Regions from separate parts of the Homo sapiens genome. Here region 2 is linked to region 1. Evidence: read pairs that join two places in POLR2A ChIA-PET (ENCODE). Cell type or tissue: GM12878. All regions are shown on one strand.

What was found. Peaks named below come from ENCODE experiments on the same cell type or tissue, not always from the same donor. Only the 100,000 strongest peaks of a DNase experiment are listed, where the experiment ranks them.
Region 2: POLR2A ChIA-PET joins it to region 1 with 11 read pairs; 3 of 35 experiments call an interaction of 5 or more read pairs at or near these places.

The regions. Positions count from the first base shown.
Region 1 is chrX:19,636,447-19,644,446 of GRCh38, reverse strand. The region is part of intron 7 of SH3KBP1 (SH3 domain containing kinase binding protein 1); the gene reads left to right. It overlaps LOC124905255 (a long non-coding RNA gene), which reads right to left. Exons shown (of 2, transcript XR_007068406.1): 2 at 1-3,322. Among named protein-coding and RNA genes, the nearest start is that of MAP3K15, 120 kb to the right of the region's middle. In GM12878, no CTCF peak of the experiment used is centred here; no DNase peak of the experiment used is centred here; H3K27ac peaks cover 632 bases.
Region 2 is chrX:19,752,695-19,760,694 of GRCh38, reverse strand. All of the region lies in intron 2 of SH3KBP1 (SH3 domain containing kinase binding protein 1), which reads left to right. Among named protein-coding and RNA genes, the nearest start is that of SH3KBP1, 130 kb to the left of the region's middle. In GM12878, no CTCF peak of the experiment used is centred here; no DNase peak of the experiment used is centred here; H3K27ac peaks cover 4,409 bases.

The DNA.
Region 1 (8,000 bases):
AGGCATGCAATGTGAAATAAGCACATCATGGAGAATGGGGTATCTATCCCCTCAAGCATTTATCCATTGAGTTACAAACAATCCAGTTACACTCTTTATTTTAAAATGTACAATTAAGTTATTATTGACCATAGTCACTCTCTTGTGCTATCAAATACTAGGTCTCATTCATTCTTACTATTTTTTGTACCCATTAACCATCCCTCCTACCCCCCAGCCCCCAACTACCCTTCCCAGCCTCTGGTAACTGTCTGCCTACTCCCTGTGGACAGTATAGTTTTAGAGTAATTCTGGGGTCCAAGAGGGGCTTCCTGGGCTTGAAAATGAACACAGTTCCAAATGCTCAGCTTGCCTAAGCATGTGGGAGAATCCTGGCTCCAGCCCAAGCCTTGTTCAGTCCTAAAAGCGTCTATTAACTACATCCACATACCTGGCCCTCTAGGAACAGCATGGTGGGGGATGGGTTACTCAAAAGAGTGGGTTTATAGGAAGCCCATATTCTAGGACCAGCTCTGTTATTAGCTAGCCATGTGAACTTGGGCAAGTCATTTTATTCCTTTGGCCTTCCTCTTCATCATCTGCATTGTCTGTGAAGTCAGAGGGTTATACTAGAGATAAACCCCAGGGTTTATCCCAGCATCTTCATCCTCTCATTCAGTTCTAAAAGCTTTACAATTCAGAGGGGAAGGTTTCTGCATTCAAAAATTAAACAGCTGATGGAAGAGCCAAAAGGAAGATGTGAACAATTCAGTAGGAATATGAGAAAGGTGTCTTTGGGTATAGATGTTAATATGCCTGTAAATGGTAGCAGGTCAGGAAAGGGAATTATTACTGTCATCAAAGGCTTGAGGGATGTTTATTGACAGACATTTTTCATAGACACCAGGATAAGAATTTCTACAGTTGGGCTGGGCACAGTGGTTCACAGCTGTCGTCCTAGCACTTTAGGAGGCTGAGTGAGGCAAGTGGATCACTTGAGCCCAGGAGTTTGAGACCAGCTTCTTGGAAGGCTGACATGGGAGGATTACCCCAGGAGGTTGAAGCAGCAGTGATTGAGCCAAGGTCATACCATTGCACTCCAGCAGGGTGGCAGAGTGAGACCCTGTCTCAAAAAAAAAAAAAAATAAAAAAAAAAAAAATAAAAAATTCTTCAGTTTCAGCCCACACACACTGTCTCCAGTTGTCAAGAGCAAATTCTGGGGTAATTGTTCTTCCATGATTTCCATTTAGTGCCACCCCAGACCCCTAAGAAGCCCCCTAAAAAGCCCCTTTCATTTGGACCATTTCCCTGCTTCGGGATTTTGATACGACACCTATGTTTAGGTAACAGGCCACAGAGTAACTGAACAACTACATATTAGAAATGACCCTGAGCTTGGGATCTGAGCAACCTCCTTCCCTCTTCCTTCTGGCCAGAAGACAAACTATAACAAAAATTGCCCAGCAGTGCAGAAGAGGGCAGCTCCTTCCTGCGTAGATGTCTGTCTCCTTAGCATGCTAAAATACTAGCTCACATCAGGGTTAAGAGTTGTGATGATTTTAAAAATGTTGATATGAGTTGGTATTTTCTGAGTGAAAGTGAAACTCAGCTGATCAGGATTTAGTTAAACAACATTATCATCCCCACCCTCTCAAAAAAAAAAGCTTTTATGATATTGAAATTCATCAGAAACTCATGCTGGGGAACAGATTGACATAATTTTCATAACAAGAGGAAAACTGTCTAAATATTCATAATGAAGTGCCCTGAGGTTCCTCCAGCTCACCACATCTGGAGTTTCCCTCTTTCTTATTATAATTGATACAGATTTGTGGCCTCTGTGGGATAGAAAAATAGCCCAAAGGGCTATTGAATATTTTTCTGAAAAATAGTTCAGTCTTACAGATTCAGAAGACCAGCTGAACAGGTGGGTTGGGGGGAAAAATCCTTGACAGAATTTGTACAAGGGCAGATCAGGCTTCTGCATAAATTATGACTGCAGGACAAAGGCTGTTTTCCCTGCTGAACCTCATCTCACTTCCTAACTGGACACTCATACCGCCTTTGCAATCCCTTTGTTCATTGACTTGCTTCTTAGGAGTTCTCATCTGTGATGGCAACAAATGGAACCTTGTTGCTATCATTAGATCATTGGTCCCTCTAGGTTGAGGCTGTATCTTCTACTTGATATCCCCACCATGCAGCCTAGAAAAGTGCCATGGATTCAGTGGGCACATAAAAAGTGGTGGTTGAGCAAATGGAGAAGTATAAATGATTTATGATTTATCAGGCTGTAGATTGCACAGTTTTTTAAAAGCCGTTAGCACCATGCACGGTGGCTCATGCCTGTAATCCTAGCACTTCGTGGGGGCCGAGGCGGGAGGATCTCTTGAGCCCAGGAGCTTGAGGCCAGCCTGGACAACACAGTGAGACCCTGTCTCTACAAAAAATAGAAAAAATTAGTTGTGCATGGTGGCACATGCCTGTGGTCCCAGCTCCTTGGGAGGCTGAGGCAGGAGGATCACTTGAGCCCAGGAGGTCCAAGGCTGTGGTGAGCCACGACCGTGCCACTGCACTCCAGTCTGGGTGACAGAGTGAGACCTTATCTCAAAAATATATATAAAAATTAAAAAGCTATTAGCCATTGGTCCCCTTTGCCAAGTGTACATATACCTGTATATGTAAGCCCCTCACAATGAGACCTTAAACACAATGGTAAGAAACATCTTTCGAAAGTATGTTCCAAACACCTACTTTAAGAGCCCTCTGCATGGAAAACAGTTCCATTCACTGTAGGAAAACAGCACATAATGTATCTCTTAAAAAGTATGCTTAGATTTAGCTCTAAAACATTTATGTATAAAGCCCTCATGCACGATGAGATGCAATGCTAGAAACATCTCCCAAAAACATGTTTGAAACACTTGCTTACGAAATTTTATGCTTGGAAAACAGTTCCATTCGCTATATGAAAACAGCACATAATGCATCTCTACAGAAGCAAGTAGATTTAGCTTTTAAAGTTGTATATGGAAACCACATATAATGAAACTTGAAATACAATGGTAAGGAACATCCTTCAAAAGTATGTTCAGAACACCAGCTTACAGAGCTCTCTGCTAGGGGAAAAAACAAAACAAAACAAAAAATCAAAACAAAATACATTTGTTCCTGTAAGACACTTGAGCATGTTCTGGAGTCTGAGTGGTTAGCAGTGGTTGCTGGTGTTCCTTGGCTTGCCGGTGTTCCTTGGGGCTTGCCAGACCCTCTCTTCTTACCAGCCACTGCTCTCCCAATCGGCCTAAGACTGTTACCAGTGGAGGGTGTCCAGGTTCTTGGCGTCTTGAACAAATAATTGGACAAAACGCACAAACAAAGCAAGGAAAGAGTAAAGCAACAAAAGCAGAGATTATTGAAAATGAAAGTACACTCCACAGGGTCAGAGCGGACAGCAGCATAGGGGCTCAACAGCCAAATTACAGAATTTTCTGGGGTTTAAATACCCTCTAGAGGTTTCCCATTGGTTACTTGGTACACACCCTATGTAAATAATATGGTGGCCCACAGTCAGTCTGATTGGTTGTGGAAAGCAACCAATCAGAGGCTGAAGTGAAGCTACAAAGTTACACTTCTATGCAAACATCTGATTGGTTGCAGAAAGCAACTAATCAGAGATACTTTCAATTTTCCATCTGCCCCGCAGAAAAGGAGCGGGATTTGCAAAGGGAGTAGCCTATGGTCCTTTTGTTACTTAGGTGTGGAAAGTTGGGATTTTCCTTTTGATTTAGTTCTAGGAAGTCAGCGTGAATCGGCCTTAGGTTCTCTGCCTCCAGACCCTATTCTGCCTCAAGACCACCAGGGACAAGGCTGTAGTCTGACGAATTCAGGTTTATTGGCTCGTTGTGACCAGGGAGACTGCACACCGGGGGACGTGTGGATGTTACACCAAGCAAAAGCAAAATTAAAAAAAAAAAAAAAGTCGTTGCAGATTTTGAGAAGGGGTGGAATTTAGTGAAATGTAAATGAAATTATGTTTTGATAGGCTCAAGGCAAAGCAGGGCTGCACGGCAAGGGGTCAGCATCAGGTCTTGACTGTGAGGTGGACTCAGGTCCTGTTTCTTTGGCAGCTACCAAGTGAAGATAGATGTGTAGTGCTGTGTCCAGAAACCCGTTACATGAGGCGCTGCACTTGGGCTGGAAATGAAGACTGCTTCTCTGGGTCAAGTGGCTTAGCGCCTTCAGGCCAGAGTGGACTGTTTCATTCTTCCTGATATAATTTTTTTAAAAACCAAGTTTCTGGTAGTTTGTCTCTAAAATCACATACTTTGTCAGGGAGTGAGAAAGTAGGAGCACTCCAAGAAGAGGGTTGTTAAGGACACTTTGCAACTACTGCATATGCTTGGGAGAGAAACACTGTTTCCTGATCACTTTGCAGGTGGCCTTATCTGTGTCTGTTGCCCCAGCCTCAAGAATGGCTGGGCAGATTGCTACTTACTCAGTGCAGCTCATTTTTGCTTTCTCACCACATGTTTAAATAGGAAAAAAAAAAAAAAAAAAAAGAGTCAACTCTCTTGTGTTGGGTTTTCCTCAGCTTCATAATATATACCCAGGAACTCTGATCCTATTTTTTCAGACTCAGTGGTTTTGCTCACATATCCTCCCCCAAACTCACTCATTCTTGGGCCTGGGGATTTGGGCACATCCAATTTGCTGCAGCATGTCTCATATTCACCCCTTTAGTGCCTCCCATGCCTGTCATGTACTGAAGCCCCTCATGCTTGATGTCCCAGGGGTACCCACCTCTTCCTAAGAAGCACCTTTCATCACTTGCTCCCCAATACAGACATTGCTGTCTGGATTCAGAGTGGGAGCCTTCCCAGGAGGGTGCCCAGCCTACCCGTGTGGCTTAAGATCTGCATTTCAAATACAGTCCTCTTGAGAAAAAGGTTAACTCCCTTTGTGTTTTCCTGGTAGGTTTTCTTTCTCCCAAAGACTCTCCAAGGAGCTTCTCATCTGAGCTTCTCATCTGAAAGTACCATCGAGAGGAGCAGTGATCCAGCCTCTGCTGCATTGTAGAGACAAGAAGGGCTTTGCTTGTCAGATTTTCATTTCTTCTTTTTAAAATATACTTCTCTTTTTAGAGGAGGTTAAATGGTGTCATAATTCATACTTGTGAAATAATTTGAAAGTCAAATTCCCAACAGCATCCGAGACCGAAGGTGGTTGTTTGGAGTTATGGTCAGCTTCTTCATAAAGGAAGACACTGGGTTGGCGTTGACAGACATACTGACGGACACATCGTGTTTCATTTCTCCGTCTCAATTTAAATGTAGACCATGGCTTCTTCACCTCAGCAGTATTGACATTTGGGCTGGATCATTGTCTGTTGGTGGGCGTTGTCCTCTGTGTGCATTGTAGAATGTTTGGCAGCATCCCTGGCCTCTGCCCACTAGATGCCAGTAGCACTCAACCCCCATTCCCTGCCAAGTTCTAATAAGTAGAATTGTCTCCAGGTATTGCCAGTATTTCCTGGGAAGCCCTAGTTTCAAACTGCTGGTATAGACTGTAGTAAGCCCCACGAGGGCATTGTGGCATCCCTGCTGCCTGGCATGCAGTGGACGCTCAGTTATTATTTACTGAATAGATGACAAGCCTAGTATGTATTTCACTACTCCTCACTAGCCCCAGATCCTCAGAATCTGACCCAGAACTGGAGTTCCTGTCTAAATCTAGCATATGGCACACCCACCCCCAGTGCTACCACCATACTTGTCCACCCTCCAGGTCCCCACAACTGTTTTGCTCCTTCCTGGAATTAAACATTTGCTAATACCCATTACTAGACCAGTGGTTCTCACAGCGTGGTCCCAGAACTAGCAGCAGCAGGAGCATCACCTAGGAACTTGTTAGAAATGCAAATACCAGCCCTACAGAATCAGAACCCCTGGGGGTGGGGCCCAGTTGATCTATTTTTACAAGCTCTCCACCTGATGCCAATGCCCACTCAAGCCTGAGAACCACTGACCTAGACTAAGGCCTTTTTTTTTTTTTTTTTTTTGAGACGGAGTCTGCTCTTTCGCCCAGGCTGGACTGCAGTGGCGCGATCTTGGCTCACTGCAAGCTCCGCCTCCTGGGTTCACACCATTCTCCTGCCTCAGCCTCCCTAGTAGCTGGGACTACAGACGCCCGCCACCGTGCCCGGCTAATTTTTTGTATTTTTAGTGGAGACGGGGTTTCACCGTGTTAGCCAGGATGGTCTCGATCTCCTGACCTCATGATCCGCCTGCCTCGGCCTCCCAAAGTGCTGGGATTACAGGTGTGAGCCACCGCACCCGGCCTTTTGTTTTTTTTTGTTTGTTTGTTTGTTTTTTTTTGTTTTGTTTTGTTTTGGAGATGGAATTTTGCTGTGTCGCCTAGGCTGGAGTGCAGTGGTGCAATCTCGGCTCATTGCAACCTCTGCCTCCCTGGTTTAAGCAATTCTCCTGCCTTAGCCTCCAGAGTAGCTGGGACTATAGGCACTCACCACCAAGCCTGGCTAATTTTTGTATTTTTAGTAGAGATGGGGTTTCACTATGTTGACCAAGCTGGTCTCGAGCTCCTGACCTCGTGATCTGCCTGCCTCGGCCTCCCAAAGTGCTGGGATTACAGACGTGAGCCACCGCGCCCGGCCAGACTAAGGTTTTTAAAGCTTCTCTGATGATGAGAATCACCAGAGTATGTGTTTAGTAAATGGATTCCCGGTCCCACCTCAGATCTGAAGATTCACATCTGCAGGGAAGAGGTCTGGGAAGATAATAGAATGAACAGGTGCCCCACAAAATTCTTATCAGGGATGATTGATTGGGAAACATACCCCAATCCTACTCCTCTGGTCAGTGTCCTAGAACATTGTACAAAGCCCACTGTCATTTTCTTCCTCTCTGACAAGATCCTGAGTCTCTTGTTTGGGAAGTGATTGTCCCGTTTCAGATACTCTGACACTTTAAGCCGAATGCATGGCTCTCATCCTATCTTCACTGTTGTCTGGTCAACACTGTATGTTTGCAAACCCTTTTCTGCTACTTGAGCTCCTCGAGCAGATAGTGTCTTATTTACCTTAATTTCTCTTTCCTAGAACATGATAGAAGTCCACACCCTTATGTGCCATTCTAAAATACAAAAAGCTCTGAAAACTAAAATGTTTTATTACTCATTGGGTGATAAAACTTGTTCTGGACTGACATATGCCTACTCATAGTCTTTATTTTTCCCACTTGGAGTGACCAGTCATCCATTTACTGCAGAATTTTAATGGTTGGGTGCAGCCCCAGCCCCCAGCTGAGGATGTTACGTATTATATGGTATATGCAGTATATTTCCTTTCTAAAATCTGAATAATCCTGTCCCCAGGGCTTCTGAGTGAGGGATTACCAACCAGTAGTGTCTGAGATAATATTTGTCAGTTGAACGAGAGAATTTCTGATTATGATGTGCGTGAAACTAGATTATCCCTGAGCTTGATACTTTTGTTGTACTGTCCCAAGGGAAAGGAAAACTCCAGTTTTAGGTGTGACCTGGTACTTTCCAAATGCTGCTTAAAGCTCTGAAAGTCTTCCTAGCAGAATCTGCCTATGACACATGGGGTTTTGATCTTTATACCCTAAAACTGAACTCAGAGAGTTGTCCTGGATTTAATGTTATTTCCTTCTGTGTATATGTTCAGCTTGCTGATATATTTATTCTGTTGGTTCTGCTTTTATTTTTTTTTAAGCTGAGAGGGTTTTTGCTTGTTTGTTTGAAGTTGGTTTGTTTTTATTGAATAGATTATAAAACTAGCTGCAGGCAGTCATGTGATGTGGGCATGTGAGTTCAATTCCTTTAACAGTCTGTTTTTAATATTATGTAAATTTCTAAAAGTTTAGAGATTGAAATAATGTTTTTTGGGGAGGGTGTAAATCATGACTGGACATTTTGGTGATTTTAATAGAGCAAGCTTCTTAAAATTTGAAAGCCAATAATTAGTACTGGGGCTCTTGATGTG
Region 2 (8,000 bases), 120 kb before region 1:
GTTACGCTCTCAGTGGTATCAGAACCAGGAATTGAAGTGTCAGCTGCTTGGGCCAGGCTGATGCCTTTCCTAATCTAGCTGCTCCTTACTGGAAGAAGGAATAACAGTACCATGCCCCAAGTGACACATGCCAGATGCATGTAACCATGGTTACAGGGTGAGTCCAATTCTCGGTGCCCACTTGTGTCTGGTTCCTGACAACTTCAGCTCTAGATAGCCATCCTTCTCTCTAGAAGTACCTTCCAGTATGTATGTATGTATGTATGTATGTATGTATGTATGTATGTATGTATGTATTTATTTATTTTGAGACAGAATCTCACTCTGTTGCCCAGGCTGGAGTGCAGTGGTGCGATCTCAGCTCACTGCAAGCTCTGTCTCCCGTGTTCATGCCATTCTTCTGCCTCAGCCTCCCGAGTAGCTGGAACTACAGGCGCCTGCCACCGCGCCTGGCTTATTTTTTGTATTTTTAGTAGAGACAAGGTTTCACTGTGTTAGCCAGGATAGTCTCAATCTCCTGACCTTGTGATCCACCTGCCTCGGCCTCCCAAAGTGCTGGGATTACAGATGTGAGCCACCGCGCCCAGCCAAGTGTGTGTGTGTGTGTGTCGAGAGAGAGAGAGAGAGAGAGAGAGAGAGAGAGAGAGAGAGAGGGAGAGAGAGAGAGAGAGGAGAGAGAGAGAGACCGAGACTGATTTATAGTTATGGTCCTAGCTCCTTATGGTAATTAAAATGCCCTGCCTATGATTTGTGTAAACTTGGTGTGATTATTTTTATTGCTACAGTATTTGGTTTTAAGCAATGTAAGAATGTCACCCCCCTCCTCCCATTCCTTTTGTGATGTGAAATGCTTCATTACTTAGGAATTTGCTGCTGATTGTACAGTTTAGCATTTGATCTTTTTGTTAACCACAGTCAGGTGACCACACATAGGGTAATTAGATTAACCCACCCCTCCTCTTCTCCACTGAAACAATGTAAAATCCAATATTCTATTAGCACATGCCTTCCGTAGATTAATGATCTTGGAGTTGCTGCGTGGAAATTTGCATAGCTCCCTACAGCTCTAAGAAATGAAAATGCCCAGCTGTCTAAAAGCTTTAATCAGGAAATGAGCATGAAATGGCATTGTTTTGTCACGGGCTTGGAATAATTTATTCTTGACAATCGAGTTATCCTGGATATAAATGTGTATAAACATTCTTTCAACAACCAGTAAACAGGTGCTTTTTTGTTCGTTAAAAAGTCAAGATTTTCTTGACTTGGGCTTGGCTTTGAAATCGTTGGCCCTCGTGCTGGTCACTGCCAAAAGTTTATACTAAAGTCATTTTCCTTGTCCCTCCTGTTTTAAATGGCAGTTTCTGGAGGCTGGCCTTTCAGAGCAAGAACGGTCTTAGGGAGTGAAGGAATGGGGACATGGCCATAGGACCACACGGGGTCATTCCTCACCCAGCCCCTTCTTGCCTGTGTTTTCATCCCCTCTTGGGACCTACTTTCCCCTATCTGTCAAATACAAATAATAATGGCCCCTATCTCTTAATGTGGTTGTGAGCATTAAATGTGTTATCCCATGTAAAGCCTTAGAAAAGTACCTTGTTCATGGTATATTCTTCATAATGGCGAGCTAATTCCATAAGACATAGGGAAATGAAGATGCAATTCTGTTTCTTTTTCTATTTAAAATATCCTAGTGCACTTAAATTTTTTTCTGTTAGACTATTAGTCTTGGAAGCAATTGTGACTATAAATGCTTTCATTTATGTTGGCACACCGTTAAAAGAATGATAGAACTAATGATAATGGCTAACATTCATTGAATGCCTGGGAGTGAAAGACTGAATGAGGCCTATTCCTGACTCTTGGGGCTAGACATAAGGACCCATGCTTATAGCCCAGGGGTGTGTGACAGGCTCTTACTCATCATCAAAGCTGTTAAAAAGACAGCAGAAACGGCCCTTGGACCTTGGATGTTGCTTCCTCTTTTTTTCTCCTCCAAGAGCAAGCTTTTTATCTAGCACGTGATTTAACAGTTCCTGTGTTGGGGGTACTGTTTCATGGACTAGGTATGATGTAGTGAGAAACATTTTAAAATTTTTCCAGAGGAGACTTTGATGGGAAAAATGCCCATCCCTCAGGGGACTCAATTTGAGATCGTGTAATTAACCTTTTGGAGCATAATTAGCCAAACTGTTTAGCTCTTTTTACTTGTACTCTGGGCACCAAAGAAAGCTGGATCCTACCCATGATAAAACTATCATCAATAAGATTTAATGTTGCCTCTTTATATGCATTTTATTTTTCTTGATTGTCATGCCCTTAGTTATTCTTGCATTTCAAGAATCTTTTTTTTTTTTTTTTTTTTTTTTTGAAACGAAGTCTCACTCTGTGGCCCAGGCCGGAGTTCAGTGGTGCGATATCAGTTCACTGCAACCTCCGCTTCCAGGGTTCAAGCGATTCTCCTGCCTCAGCCTCCCGAGTAGCTGGGATTACAGGCACGTGCCACCACACCTGGCTACTTTTTTTGTATTTTTAGTAGAGGCGGAGTTTCACCATGTTGGCCAGGCTGGTCTCGAACTCCTGCCCTCAGGTGATCCGCCCACCTTGGCCTCTCAGAGTGCTGGGATTACAGGTGTGAGCCACTGCCCCCGGCCTTGAATCTTGAACTTTATATCACATGACTGAAAAAAAAACATTGATTATTGGGTTTTGCCTGATTTTCCCCACATCTTAGCTTTCCTGTCTCCCCTGCTTAATGAAACGTATGGACTGGAGAGCTTTCTGTAAATCTTTTGTGTATGTTAGCATACACTGTTGGATCTTTAAAATCAGTAGTGGAAATTATATAGCTAAACTCTTATTGGGGGGCAGTGTCAACTTCTTCCTTGTGTCAATCAAGAAAAATGATGAGACAAGTCTCAATCATTTTAGGAAGTTTATTTGCCAAAGTTAAGGACGCACGCCCGGGAGACAGGTGCTATGCCTTTCTCTGAAGATGATTTTGAGGGCTCCAAATTTAAAGGCGAAAGGGTGGGATATTGAGAAGTATACAATTTTCACATAAGAGGCGGGTAGGGAAAAATAGTTATTCATGTCTTTGTCTGGCTCGGTGAATCTGCTTTTTTTTTTTTTTTTGACATAAGATAATATAGACAAATGGGGCAGAGGAAAAATGCAGGGAATCTGTGTTTTTACATAAGATAACATAGACAAAATGGGGCAGGAGAACAGTCAGATATGCATTTGTGTCTGGTGAGCAGGGGACAACTGCACCTGTAAAGATAAGCTATCAATTTACATTGCCATGGTGAAATCTTAAGAGAAACACCTTAGGGTAAAGACCTTGGAGCTCACTAGGAATTTCCTTGTGGGTAAAATATGGGGTAGGCATGTAGTTTTTCATCTTGTAGCCATTGTATTCAGGAACCAAAAGGGGAGGCAGGTTTGCGTGACCCAGTTCCCAGCTTGACTTTTTCCTTTAGCTTAGTGATTTTGGGACCCCAGGATTTATTTTCCGTTCACACTTGTTTGCAAAAAAAAAAAAAAAAAAAAGCAGTCAATAATTTAACGATCAGGAAATAGTAAACATATTTCAATTACTCAATGTTTAAGTTAATTAAAATTTTGAATAGCTAACACAGGCATATGGTGCCAGCTAAAAGGGACAAAATATATGCTTTCTCTGTCCCTCGGCCACCTGGTTCCCCTCCCTGGAGGCAGCCTCAGTTATCAGTTTATTGTGTGTGGCTTCTGTATTACACACAGAGGCGTACATACAAATGTACACAAATGCTAGCATACGTTAGGCTTTTTTTTTTTTTTTTTAACCTAGCAACATGTCTTGGTGATTGTCTTTCTTGGTACATACAGACTGACTTCAGTCTTGGAGAGAGTTGCATGGGATTGATTTATGGCCATTCATCAGCTGCTCTCTACTGATACACATTTATGTTCTTTCAGTCTTTTGCTAATTTAAGCAATGGCATAACGATTAATCTTGTACATATGCTGTTTTGCACGTGTATATTTGTAGTTTAAATTCCTAGGAGTAGAAATACTGAGTCAAAAGGCACAGACATTTAAATTTTTGATAGACAGTTGTCAAGTTGCTTCCCACAGAGGCTGTACAAATTTATTTATCAATTTATACTCTACTTAGAAAGTATGTGAGGCTCTCTTTCCCTACACCCTTGCTGACATTATCAATTTTTTTAATTGTTGACAATCTGACAGATAAAAATATCTCATTGTAATTTAAAAATTAGGTACATCCCTCCCTAAACTGTCAAATTCTGGAGAGATTTGTTCTTGGGGTCCTCATAGCCCCCATTCTTTGAGAGGACCAGCTGTGTGCCAGGCACTACGTCACATGCTGTGAAAACAAACAGTATTCTGAGAGAGCCAGATTCTAGTGCGAGGACACATGTAAACATTATTATAATATAGTATGTAATATATACTATAGTATAATATAGTATGTAAATGCTACAATTCTAGGTATGAGAAAATAGCCGGAATGATACAGGGTCCTTCTGTGTACTGAGCACTGTCAGGCACTGTTGTACAGGAATACCACTGTAATTTTCATTTCTCTTGTTGTACCAGGACAAGCCGCAGACAAAACTCCTCAGACACCGAGTTAAAGAAGGAAGTGGTTTATTCGGCCAGGAGCATCGGCAAGACTCCTGTCTCAAGAGCCGAGCTCCCTGAGTGAGCAATTTCTGTCCCTTTTAAGGGCTCACAACTCTAAGGGGGTCTGCGTGAGAGGGTCATGATCGATTTGAGCAAGCAGGGGGTACGTGACTGGGGACTGCATGCAGCGGTAATCAGAACGAAACAGAACAGGACAGGGATTTTTACAATGCCTTTTTATACAATGTCTGGAATCTATAGATAACATAACCGGTTAGGTCAGGGGTTGATCTTTAACTACCAGGCTTAGGTCAGGCAGGCCCAGGCCTAGTTTCAGGTCTGGTTCCTAGGCGCCAGGCTACCTGCCTTTAGTTTCGCTTCTCTTTCTTTTTCTGAGTATAAAACAGTATAAAACAATATGAGACGTTCTGTCTCTCTTCTCTCATCGTGAATGCAGTTAAGCATCTTGTTGCATGTTTGAGTCATTTTTTTCTTTTTTATGTGACCTGTCCTTTGCTATTTTTTTGTTGGGTTATTGATCTTTTGCTGATACTTTGTAGAAGGAGCTCTCTTTATAGAAGAGGCAACATTCCCCCAGTTTGTCTTTTGTCTTCGTTGATGAATTTTGTCGTTGTTGTTGTTTGCTATGTTATATTCTTAGTTTTCTGTAATTTATTTTTATTTATTTATTTATTTTGAGACAGAGTCTCGCCCTGTCGCCCAGGCTGGAGTCCGATGGCGCAATCTTGGCTCATTGCAACCTCCGCCTCCTGGGTTCAAGCGATGCTCCTGCCTCTGCCTCCTAAGTAGCTGGGATTACAGGCACACGCCACCACACCCTGATAATTTTTTGTATCTTTAGTAGAGGCAGGGTTTCACCATGTTGGCCAGGCTGGTCTCAAACTCCTGACCTCGTGATCCGCCTGCCTGGCCTCCCAAAGTGCTGGGATTACAGACGTGAGCCACCGTGCCTGCCATTCTGTAATTTATTGACCCTTTCTTTTCTAGCTTCTAAATTCTGTGTCAGAGTGTTAAATTATCTTTGCCTTTCTGAGATTGTAGAAACATTCTTTATTTTCTTCTAGTGCTTTAAAGGTTTAGTTTTTAAATGAGTAAATTCATTTTGAATGTCTAATATTCCCAGTTAAATAAAGAAATAAGTATTACTTGTTTTTTTAAAAAAGTTAGGGACTACATGAATTTTCTTACTGTATCATCTTCTCCCCTCTGCTCCTAAGCCTGATCTGCATCTTTTAAGGTGAGAAGTTGATGGTGATCCAGCCGTATCTTTATAGGGATGATACAGATCTCCATGTTGTTGCAGCTTTGGGCTCAATTGAGAATATTCTGCCTCTGATCACTTGAGGTCAGGAATTCGAGACCAGCCTGGTCAACATGGTGAAACTGGGTCTTTACTAAAAATACAAAAATTAGCTGGATGTTGGTGGTGGGTGCCTGTAATCCCAGCTACTAGGCAGACTGAGACAGGAGAATCGCTTGAACCCAAGAGGCAGAGGTTATGACAGAGCAAGACTCCTCCCTACGCCCCACCAAAAGAAAGAAAATACTCTACTTCATCTGTAGACAGCCATCTTGCCCATAACACTCTACTAAATTGGTCATTCATCTGATAGATATTTTTAAGTATCCAAACAACTGGTTGATATTGACACCCTTTGATCCAGTGGTAATAATCTAGATGTTTAGCGGGGTGTGGGCAAACATAAAGGCACCAACTGTCATGCAAGTAATTACACTGTACATCGGGAAGCAACATTATCTCTTTGGGACACAAAGGTAGTCGTTCTCATTTTTGTCCAGTATCTGTTACTTGTTGTGGTCTTTATAGTGTTCATCCCTTTCCTGAAGGTCAAGAGCTTCTTGCCCTTGTTCTCATGTTCTTGTTATTTTCTTATTCGTGTTATGAGTGATTCTTGGGAGATAATACTGCAAGTATATGATATTGCAAATATGCAGTTAAAGATTGACATAGAACATGGTAATAGACCTGTTACATTTCTTGAAATTTCCTTGTTAGCTTTGAGCTGAAAATACCATCAGAATATTTATGAGTATATATCAAAGCACTTTTCTGAGCATCAGCATATTTTGTAAGTATGAGAAAGCCATTGTGGTGTGAGACATCAACGTGGTTCTGCTATGTAATTTTAGGGCAAATTATGAAATATGTAAAGCATATAACAAATACCTATGTGCCCATCACCCTTGCTTTATTAAATCCTCATATTTTGCCATATTTACTTTATGTTTTTTTTCTTCTTTACAGTTCTAATGAAGTTGGTGCACTTGGTGGTTTGATAGCATGGGTATTTTCTTTTATTGTGGTAATCAGATATATTTTTTAAAGAAACAGAATCTTAAAGCTACAGCTGAAGCTCCCCTTGGTAGTCTGCCATATTCTCAGAATACTTGCTGTGTCTTCCCAGGTGTTCTGAGACAGACCAGCCTTTTGTGAAGAGAGCCAAATACTGGGAAGGCACAGTCTCTGCACGAAGGGAACATACTCACGGGGCAGCTGTTCCTCAGACTTGCCTTTTGCGTGGGGTGGGGTGGGGTCAGGGGAGAGATATGCATGTTGGGGAACAATGTGCTATTCTAGGTTTCTGTGTCTATTCAAAGCTGTCTTGATCAGTAGACTTGGTAAAAGTGTTTGTTTTTAGTGATTTTTAAAAATCTCCTGCCAGTGGTAATTTTGCAAAATGGTTTTCTATGAACTAGTGCAGGGGGCACAGCTGTGATCCTGCAGCCACGTCTGGGTCTAAAGGAAGCCTTTCCTGCAGAAAGCAATAGAGCAGGACTGAGGGCAGGCTGATGAATGATGTCTGTTTCCCCTGCCCTGCTTCCACCCTAAGCCAAGGGGGCTCTGCCCAACCTCACTCAGCTCTTCAAATGCAGAGAGAAGTACCAGGACCAGCATTCTGGGCAGATCAGGGTGGTGCCCAGCTTTCCCTGGTGTCCGTGGCACCAGCCTGCTCTGTGTGCCAATACTGTTGGTGACAGGAGAGAGAGAAATCTGGCAAGATAGGGGGAAAACAGCTGAGGTGGAGAACAAGGATGCCCTCTTGGGAACAGATCCATTCATCTGATTGGGTAGGTGAGATGAGACACGCATGGCTCACCTACTCCATAGGGTGCATCTGGCACATTCCGACCACCTGCCCCATTGATGTTGATCCCAGAAAACATCTCACCACCTGAGATGAACATTAAAATACCCAAGCACTAGCTTTGTGTATGTCTGACCTCCTAGGAGAAAATATCAGCACATTTCAATTTAAAAGAATCTGTCTTCTTTCAGTTTAAGCATTTGTGCTGTTCTTTTAAATTGAAATTGCATGCAGTGAAGTGCA